Regions from separate parts of the Homo sapiens genome. Here region 1 is linked to region 2. A link is an interaction called in ENCODE POLR2A ChIA-PET data of the cell type or tissue named here. Cell type or tissue: IMR-90. All regions are shown on one strand. Each heading gives the region's core, and the rest is flanking DNA. Links, peaks and the distances in the headings are about the cores only.

Region 1 (5,388 bases), core at 90-5,089, 94 kb after region 2:
GACTTATTAAATAGTCTTAGTATGCTTTCTTTCCTGGAGACTGTCCGATAAGTGCTTGTAAAGAATAATCTGTATTCTGCCTTTGTTTGAGTAGTGTTTTGTAAATGTCCGTTCAGTGTGGTGTTAATGGTGTTGTTCAAGACTTTTATATCTTTTCTAACTGCCAGTTTAGTTGTGCTTTGAATTATTGAGAATGAAATATTTTAATTTTTAACTGTAGTTGAGTTTTTGTCTTCTAGTCATTTTTTGCTTCATTATTTTGGGGTTGTTCTGTTAGGTATGTATCCATTCATAACTTTTGTATGTTCCTGAGGTATTGACCTTTTTCTGGTCAATATCAGAATGTCCCATTTGACCTCTAATGATATTTATTGTTTTGTAAATCCATTTTGTGTGATTTTATTATAGCTCCTCAGCTCTCTTCTGATTCCTGTTTGCATGATATATTGTTTTCCATCATTCGAACTGGTTACCATTTGCATGGTATACTGTTTTCCATCATTTTACTTTCAACTTACTTCTTTCTGTAAGTCTAAAATGTGTCTTATAGACAACCTGTACTTGGATGTACCTTTTTTATCCAGGCAAATAATCCTTGCCTTTTGATTGGAATATTTAGTTCATTTACATTTAACAGAATTAATAATATGGTTGGATTTATTTCTGCTATTTTACTATTTGTTTTCCATATGTCTTACATCTTTTTTGTTCCACTTTCTCCTTTATTGCCCTCTTCTGTTTCAGCAAGTATTTTTCAGTGTGTCATTTTAATTCCTGTTAATTTTTTGCTATTAAAAAAATTGTAATTGGTTGCTGTAGGGATTGTATGCATCAGTCTTCTTCAGGTTAGTACTGACTCAGTTCTGGTAAAATAGGGCAACTTTGCCCCGCTGTAGCTCCATTTTCACTTCCTTATGTTATAAATCCAAGAATACAAGGAAATAATTATTGCTTTCCACAGGTTTGTCTTTTAAGGACATATAGAAAAGAGAAAAAAAATATATACTATCTTTCATATTTATCCATATATTTGATCATTTTCAGTGATCTTCATTTCTTCCTGTGTATTCAGGTCGCTGTTGGGTATTGCTTTCTTTTAGTCTGAAGGGCTTCCTTTATTTACATATTGCAAATAAGAATATGCTGGCTTAGATGATTAAAAGATGTCCCGTATGACACAGTCAATAAGTAGATAGACGAAGATCAATAGCAAATCTTCTGTGACCAAGGCCAGTGTCCTTTGAACTTCAAGTTCTAGGAGAAAAAAATACATCCTTCATAAAACCATTGAGACGAAGTAAGGTCACCCTACGTAGTAAGAGTTATGAGACACAGTGGGAACATCTGTGCTTGTTTTTATAGAAAAAGAATTGTGGTATGTAGTTTCTACCAGTGAATACTTAGCCATGATTTGCTTTTGTGTACCTACCTGCTGAAGTGGATGGTAGGGATTTTGCTCCTAAGTGGTCATAATTAGCTTTTTCCTGCCATTAAGTAGCTGTGGCATTCCACTCAGCATGGGCTATGTTTGGAAAAATGTCATATATCCTTCTTTTGTAATTGGAGAGAGGAACTTTCAATTACTTTATCATTCAGGGAGTCTCTTCCAAAATTTTCCTTTGGCCAGTTGAATCAATTATGGAATGATAGGTTAGAGTTAGAGATGCAAGTTTTTTTCTGTGAAAGAGATCTTTTTTTCTTTGAAAATTTTGTGTTTAAAGCATTGTCATTTTCAAATAAAGTTTCAAAATTGTTGTTCACAAAGATATGTATATGAAAAGGAAACCAATTAGTTAAGGAGTTCAGATTTGCCCTTATTTCTGCCTGAGCTTGCTGGATGGGTAACTATAGTCTTGTGAAGTATTTTGCCTCATCCTCAGCAGAAGTTCCTGAGGTACCTTAGGACTCTACAGAGCTTTTGAAGAAAGGATCCACTGAAGAAAAACTATTGTAAAGGAGAGAATTAGGTTTAGTCAAATAGCTTTGGAACTTCCCCACTCAAATGTTACAGGCTATTGTTTCAAAATCCAAAAGTTAGTCCTCTTTTTAACCAACTGAAATTCTGTTTCCTTAGTATAGAGTCTAAGTGCCTTTCCTGCAGGGTGGCTCTGACAGGGAGTACACATGACTAACCATATTGGGAATACTTATCAATCAATAGCTTCATTTTGTACATACTGTTTGCAAAGCATGGAACTTGGTATTAAGGGTAGAAAAAGATATGACAAGATTGAAAAATTCGGCTTATAAAGACCATCATGTGCAAATATATACTTCAGACTTACCGCAGAAAACAAGTCAGTTTGATAGCATGTATTTCAGAGATTACATCTTTTAGTGTTGGGATGATTTTTTAAATTTTTACTTCTGTCGTCTAGGCCAATCTCTTAATTTTTTTTGCACTTTTCCTTTTACATATTTACTGTGTGACTTTTAGCATACCATTTTCACTGCTTTGGTTTAATTTCCGTTGTTGGTCCTTATTAAAGTAACCTATTTTTCTAAAATTCCGTGTTCTGCAAAGCTATAAAGATCAGAATTTTTTCTAGTTCTGTGAGAGACAAATATTAAATACAGAAGTTGATAGCAGGGATTTATCTAAAATATGAATCTTTAGATGTAACATGGTGTCTTTATACATCACCACTATGACCTTATACCTTTTCTATATCTAATATTATAAATTAATAATTGTTTTCAGGGCAGCAGACTTTTTCTAAAGAATCTGATAGTATGCCGGGCGTGGTGGCTCACGCCTGTAATCCCAGCACTTTGGGAGGCTGAGGTGGGCAGATCACGAGGTCAGGAGATCGAGACCATCCTGGCTAACACGGTGAAACCCTGTCTCTACTAAAAATACAAAAAATTAGCCGGGTGTGATGGTGGGCGCCTGTAGTTCCAGCTGCTCAGGAGGCTGATGCAGGAGAATGGCGTCAACCCAGGAGCCCAGGAGGCAGAGCTTGCAGTGAGCCGAGATCGCACCACTGCACTCCAGCCTGGGCGACAGAGCCGAGACTCTTTCTCCAAAAAAAAAAAAAAAAAAAAAAAAAAAAAACCAACTCAGAATCTGATGGTAAATATTTTTGGTTCATAGCCCACACAGTCATTGTTAGCCACTCATCTCTGCTGTTTAGAGGAAAAGCAGCCATAGAGAATTCATAAACAAATAAATGATACTTATATCTCCTCAGTGTGTGTAGATCAAGAACTAGTGTCTCATATTAACTCCCTTAATATAATAAGAGTACAGTAGGCAGGTGAAAATATTTGTTGCTTAAAACATAGAGGAAGTAAATCTTGGAAATAAACTTTACATTTAATTTTTTAGATTAGTAAAGTTTTAATTTATTATAACATGTGTTAGGTAAATTAGCTTATTGAAATTGTCTCTCAGGTATTCAGAAAATAGCCTGATACAGTGATATTTCTACTTCTACTGATTTCCGGTCACTTCACACATTTAGTGTGTGAGGTATCATCTCCAGCATTGAGATAGTTCAGTTTTCTTTCTTTCTTTTTTCTTTTCTTTTTTTTTTTTTTTTTGAGACAGAGTCTCACTGTCACCCAGGCTGGAGTGCAATGGCATGATCTTGGCTCACTGCAACCTTCATCTCCTGGGTTCCAGTGATTCTCCTGCCTCAGCCTCCTGAGTAGCTGGGATTATAGGCACTTGCCACCATGCCCAGCTAATTTTTGTATTTTTAGTAGAGATGGGGTTTCACCATGTTGGCCAGGCTGGTCTCGAACTCCTGACCTCAGGTGATCCGCCCGCCTCAGCCTCCCAAAGTGCTGGGATTACAGGTGTGAGCTACTTCGCCCAGCCAGAGATAGTTCAATTTTCATTGTGCATTTGAATTATTAGTTTTAATTCCTCACCTATTTTATGTTCTTGGAGTATTTGCTTAATAGCATAGCAGTGTGAGAAAATACAGTTTACCTTAGGTTTATCAGGCTGTAGGCTTTAATGACGACTTTAGATGTCTACCCCAAAAGATCATATAATCTGCTTCCCTGTAGATTGTTTCAGGCCATACCGGGTGTTACTAAGGCTGATGTTGATTCACTTAACAATACCTGATAAAATGTATGGCTGGATATGGTGGCTCAAACTTGTAATTCCAGCACTTTGGGAGGCCGAGGCAGGCGGATCACTTGAGGTCAGGAGTTTGAGACCAGCCTGGCCAACATGATGAAACCCTGTCTCTACTAAAAATACAAAAATTAGTTGGGTGTGGTGGTGGCACCTGTAATCCCAGCTACTTGGGAGGCTGAGGCAGGAGAATCACTTGAGCCTGGGAGGTGGAGGTTGCAGTGAGCTGAGATTGTGCCACTGCATTCCAGCCTGGGCGACGGAGCGAGACTCTGTCTCAAAAAAAAAAAAAAAGGAATGACTATTTATGAGTTCAGAAATGACGGTGACTTTCTTGAGGCTGTTGTATCCATTGGCAGTACTGGCACCAGCTATATCTGACGTTCCATCTTACCAGAGGGCATGTGCTTTGAGTAGTTACTGAGTAGTTCTAGATGATGTTGGTTACATGATAGACTGAAGTATTTTATTAACTCTGAATTCAGTCTGAGAATTGGAAACGTGCTATTATCCAGTGTAGACTGATGGAGTTGATTTCATTTTACTTTTCCCCTTTTTGTTTTCCCTTCTATTTAAGAGCTCTAGTGATTGATAATGTCTTTCCTTATGGGAAAGATTCATTTTTTTACAGTTTTTTTTCCTATTCTTCTTTTCCTCAATGTGGCTAAATAACACTATACTGTTTCTTCCCTAGGTTTGAATTTTGGGAAGATTTTGAAGAAGACCATGGGAAGGGGAGAGAAAATGGCTACCAGAGTCTTCATAAGGTGCTAGAGCCTTTCCTTCTCCGGAGAGTCAAAAAAGATGTGGAGAAATCCCTTCCTGCTAAAGTGGAACAGATTCTCAGGGTGGAGATGTCAGCCCTTCAGAAACAGTATTACAAGTAAGTTCTTGTTTGGGTTAGGCCTGAAGGGGTTGAGATCAGTACCATGAAACTATTAGATAGGAGATATATATATATACTTTTGTTTTTTTTTTTTTTGGAGACAGAGTCTCGCGATTCTGCTGCCTCAGCCTACCGAGTAGCTGGGATTACAGGGATGCGCCACCACGCCCAGCTAATTTTTTTTGTATTTTTAGTAGAGATGGGATTTTTCCATGTTGGTCAGGCTGGTCTTGAACTCCCGACCTCAGGTGATCCGCCCACCTCGGCCTCCCAACGTTTTGTTGTTATTAAGCAAAATTTCAATACTGTTGTTATGTCTAAAAAATTTTAATAATTCCTTAACAGTTTCGTAATATCTAGTGTTTACATTTTCCTGGTTGTCATATACATGTATGTATATCTCCGTTTGTGC
Region 2 (5,388 bases), core at 147-5,146:
ATTTTTTAAAAGAGATGGGGTCTCGCTCTGTCACTCAGGCTGGAGTGAAGTGGCATGATCATAGCTCACTGCACCTTCGAATTCTTGGGCTCAGGCGATCCTCCCAACTCAGCCCGGCAGTGCTGGGACTACAGGCACGTGCCTCTACACCTGGCTAATTTTTAAATGTTTTTTTTGTAGGGATGGGTCTCATTGTATTGCCCAGGTACTATCATAGTGCACCACAGCCTTGAACTGCTGGGTTCAAGTGATCCTCCACCTCAGCTTCCCATGTAGTTGGGACTACAGGGGCACGCCACCACGTGTGGCCATCTAGTCATGTATTTTGATGGGGTCAGAACAGGCTGGGGTCAGACAGCCAGGGAATGGCCGAGTCAGGTTTGGATCTCAAAGCTGATGGTGCCAAGGTCCTTGCGCTTGGCTTGTTGCTACCACTGTCTGTCTTCCTAGTGCCTACACCTAGTAAGGAGAAGGCACTTGTAAATGAATCACTGTACTGCAAACTGAAAATAGTAAGAGCCCAAGTAAAGTACCAAAGAGTTCTCAGGATTGAGATACTTCTGGTTGGCTGGTTAGGGGCTATTGCATAACATGCCAGCATTCCAGAGATTCTATCAGAGTGCCAACGGCAAAATCTACTTTTTCATCACTGACATACAGGGTGTATCCTGCTTTTTAGGAGCTCTCATAAATGGAAGCCTATATTTACATAAAAGCTACCTTAAATTGTGGTGATTTACTTTGGTGAAACCTTGTTAAAGCCCATTCAATATCAAGTTCTCCTAATCTACTTAATGGAATTTGATGTACAATTGGGTATTTTAATGTCCTGTTGGGTAATTTTGATACAGCAAACATTCCCTCAGTTATTTGAGCATCTACAGCTGTGCATTAGTAAACAAAATAAATCTAAGCCAAGGTTTCTACCTCCAGTAAAGCTAGGTTGAGTCTACTTAGGGAGATACAGTCCTTGTACTCAAATAGATAATAATTTATGATAAAAACCAACTTCTTAGAAATAGCATAGGCGTTAACTGGTAGAAATCCTAAGGAGGGAAAGTAATCACTTTGGAAGAGAGAAATCCAAACAGTTTGCATGAACTGGCCCTGTGGGATGGGCACAGAGCCGGAGATGTGAGCAGTGCACATTTGAGGGCTGTGGGGAGGGCTGTGCAAATGTGGGGGGCAGTCGTGTGCCAGACAGGCTGACAGGACAGTAACAGTCTGGCTGAGGCCAGAGTAGGTGATGCATTAAGCTGGCAAAACACCAACTTAACACTTAAAAGAGGCCTTAGTGCACGCAGCTAGTTGCAAACCGGTAAGACTTTTTTAGGGAGCCCTTCAAGGACAGCGCCTGGGAACCGTCTTCATGTAGAGAGTCAGAGGGAAACCAGAAGGCAAACAGGAAGATGAATGGAAAAGAAAGGGCTAAAGGTGTCAGAGGAAAGCTGGGACCATGCGGTGTCAGGAAGGACCAGGTACTGAGAGCTACAAGAGGTGAGAGGTTACTGTTAGGTGCAAGAGAAAGGTCAAAGAGGAGAGAAATATTTGAGATCGTCGGTGGCATTTTCAGCAGGGTGTGGCAGTGGGGTGGGGCTTCCACCTGATAGCCTGATAGTGTGGCTTCACAAAGATTGTACAGGACCATTTGTCTGATGTTGAACATGCTCTTGATCCTGAAGTCTTTGAGCCAACAGATAAAATACAACCCCATTCTAGTTTATCTCAGTAGCATGTGCCTTATAATAAAATCTGGAATATCTTAGGAAAGATACTTTGAAAACTAGCTACATTAACTGCTCTCAGGGAGGGGTACTGGATGGATGGAAAGAGAGATGAGAGGCTTTTCATTATATATCCTTTTGTACTTTTTGAATTTTGAACCAGGTGCTATTTAAAAAATTAAAAATTACAAGAAGTCAAAGAATAAAATACATGTGTGGTAAAAAAAAAATGAAATAGGAATAAATATTTAAGTGTACCATCTTCACAGGCTACTCCAGTGACAAATAAGGAAACAAGGAAACCCTTAGGCATTTTTCTTTTTTTCTTTATTTATCACGAGGTATCTGAAGGCAACCTGTATGCAATTTTTTTTTTTTTTTTTTTTTTTTTTTCTGTGAGATGGACTCTGGCTCTGTCACCCAGTCTGGAGTGCAGTGGCATGATCTCAGCTCACTGCAATCTTTGCCTCTTGGGTTCAAGCAATTCTTCTGCCTCAGCCTCCTGAGTAGCTGGGACTACAGGTGCATGCCACCATGGCCAGCTAATTTTTTTTTTTGTTTTTGAGACAGAGTCTCGCTCTTTTGCCCAGGCTGAAATGCAGTGGTGTGATCTCAGCTCACTGCAGCCTCCACCTCCCGGATTCAAGCAATTCTCCTGCCTCAGCCTCCCGAGTAGCTGGGACGACAGGCGTGTGCCACCACACCTGGCTAATTTTTGTATTTTTAGTAGAGACAGGGTTTCATCCTGTTGGCCAGGATGGTCTTGATCTCTTGACCTCGTGATTCGCCTGCCTCGGCCTCCCAAAGTGCTGGGATTACAGGTGTGAGCCACTGCGCCCAGCCTAATTTTTGTATTTTTAATAGAGATGGGGTTTCACCATGTTGTCCAGGCTGGTCTCAAACTCCTGACCTCAGGTGATCCACCTGCCTCAGCATCCCAAAGTGTTGGGATTATAGGTGTGAGCCACCGTGCCCAGCCATGCAATTTTTAATAACACAGTCTTACTGATGTATAATTGACAACAATTAGCTGCGCGTGTTTAAAGTGTACAATTTGATAAGTTCTGACATACATATCTGAGAAACCATCACCACGATCCAGACGGTGAACATAATCATTACCCTTGAAAATTTCCTCATGCCCTTTTGAAATCCCCTCCTTCCATCTCTTTCCCACTCTCGATCCCCAGGCACTGATCTGCTTTCTATTATTTTGCATTTTCTAGAATTTCATATAAATGGAATTGTAGAGAATGCACTGTTTTGTTTGGCTTATTTCACTCAGCAAAATTAGATCTGAGATTCATCCAGATTGCATGTATCAATATCTCATTAATTTTTATTGTTGAATAGTTTTGAATTTTATAGCGATACCATTTGGGTAAATACCTAGGATCAGGGTGATGCGGTAACTATACTTAACTGTATAAGAAACCGCCAAATATTTCCAAAGTAGCTGTGCCATTTTGCATTTTCATTGGCAAAGTACGAGAGTTCCACATCCTTACCAACACTTGGCATTGTCTTTTAAATTCTCAGCTGTCTCCTATGCATGTAGTGGTATCTTACTCTGATTTTACTTTTGTTTGTTTGTTTGTTTCTGAGACAGGGTCTCACTCTGTCGCCCAGGCTGGAGTCGACTGGCTCGATCTCGGCTCACTGCAACCTCCGCCTCCTGGATTCTCCTGCCTCAGCCTCCTGAGAAGCTCTGACTACAGGTGCCCACCACCACGCCCGGCTAGTTTTTGTATTTTTAGTAGAGACAGGGTTTCACCATATTGGTCAGGCTGGTCTCAAACTCCTGACCTCAGGCGGTCCACCCGCCTAGGCCTCCCAAACTGCTGGGATTACAGGCATGAGCCACTGCACCTGGCCATCAGTGTTTTCTTCTATGGCTCATATTCTCTCTGGTACTCTGCCCTGGTAACTCTAGCCACCTGGCCCTCCCTATGCTCCCAGATCTATCTCCTCCATTTAGGGAGAACACTGGTTCTGCCTGGGTTTCCCCTCCCAGCACTGAGGCCTGGAAATGCAATCCAGACAACACACGGGGGCAAAAAGAGTGCTTATGCCATTTGTTTTCTCTCAGGAATCACAGATCTCTGTTGCTTGTTGTCTAATGTCTTAAAAGCCTGTGTTTCTTGTATTTTTATTTTTATTTTTTTTTAGATGGAGTCTCGCTCTGTTGCCCACGCCAGAGTGCAGTGGTGCAATCTGGGCTCACTGCAACCTCTGCCTCCCGGGTTCAAGTGATTCTCCTGCCTCAGCCTCTTGAGTAGCTGGGATTACAGGTGGGTACCACCACACCTGGCCAATTTTTGTATTTAGTAGAGACAGGGTTTCACCATGTTGCCCAGGGTGGTCTTGAACTACTGACCTCAGGTGATCAGCCCTCCTTGGTCTCCCAAAGTTCTGGGATTACAGGTGTGAGCCACCGCACCTGGCCCATAATGTTTCTTTTTCTTTTCTTTCTTTCTTTTTTTTCTTTCTGAGACAGAGTCTCGCTCTATCGCCAGGCTGGAATGCAGTGGTGCAATCTCTGCTCACTGCAACCTCCGCTTCCTGGGCTCAGTTGATTCTCCTGCCTCAGCCTCCCAAGTAGCTAGGATTACAGGTGCCCCCCCACCATGCCTGGCTAATTTTTGTGTTTTTAGTAGAGATGGGGTTTCACGATATTGGTCAGGCTGGTCTCGAACTCTTGACTTCAGGGGATCCACCCACCTTGGCCTCCCAAAATGCTAGGATTATAGGCATGAGACACTGCACTCGGCCCTCTATTGTATTTTCTGCTTCTATGAGTTTGACTATTACAGATTTATAACATGAATGAAATCATGCAGTTTTTGTCGCTTTGTGACTGGTTTCTCTTAGGAAAATGTCTTCCAATTTCATCCTTATTGCCGTCAGTGGCAGGACTTCCTACCTTTTAAAGGACAAATAATATTTCATTTTACGTATATACACATCTTCTTTATCCATTCATCTGTCGATGGATATTTGGATTGTTTCCATATCTTGACTATTGTGAATAATGCTGCTGTGAACATGGGAGTGCAGATATCTCTTGGGGACACTGATTTTGATTCTTTTTTTTTTTTTTTTTTGAGATGGAGTTTCACTCTTGTGAAATGGCAATGATGTCGGCTCACAGCAACCTCCACCTCCCGGGTTCAAGCTATTCTCTTGCCTCAGCCTCCCGAGGAGCTGGGATTACAGGCATGTGCCACCACGCCCGGCAAATTTTTTGTATTTTTAGTAAAGACAGGGTTTCTCCATGTTGGTCACGCTGGTCTCGAACTCCCGACCTCAGGTGATCCGCCCACCTCGGCTTCCCAAGGTGTTGGGATTACAGGCCTGAGCCACAGCACCCGGCCTTTTCAATTCTTTTTTTCTTTTTTTTGAGACAGATTCTCACTCTGTTGACCAGGCTGGAGTGCAGTGGTGTGGTCTCGGCTCACTGCAACCTCCACCTCCTGGGTTCAAGCTATTCTCCTGCCTCAGCCTCCCAAGTAGCTGGGATTACAGGTGTCCACCACCAAGCCTGGCTAATTTTTGTATTTTTAGTAGAGATGGGGGTTTCACCATGTTGGCCAGGCTGGTCTCAAACTCCTGACCTCAGGTGATCTGCCTGCCTTGGCCTCCAAAAGTGCTGGGATTACAGGCG

Evidence for each region. Peaks named below come from ENCODE experiments on the same cell type or tissue, not always from the same donor. Only the 100,000 strongest peaks of a DNase experiment are listed, where the experiment ranks them.
Region 1: POLR2A ChIA-PET joins it to region 2 with 5 read pairs; 6 of 35 experiments call an interaction of 5 or more read pairs at or near these places.

Annotation. Positions count from the first base shown.
Region 1 is chr15:92,962,541-92,967,928 of GRCh38, forward strand. CHD2 (chromodomain helicase DNA binding protein 2) reads left to right here. Exons shown (of 39, transcript NM_001271.4): 17 at 4,785-4,973. Among named protein-coding and RNA genes, the nearest start is that of MIR3175, 61 kb to the left of the region's middle. In IMR-90, for the core only: no CTCF peak of the experiment used is centred there; no DNase peak of the experiment used is centred there.
Region 2 is chr15:92,868,904-92,874,291 of GRCh38, forward strand. No RefSeq gene overlaps it. Among named protein-coding and RNA genes, the nearest start is that of CHASERR, 11 kb to the right of the region's middle. In IMR-90, for the core only: no CTCF peak of the experiment used is centred there; no DNase peak of the experiment used is centred there; H3K27ac peaks cover 778 bases.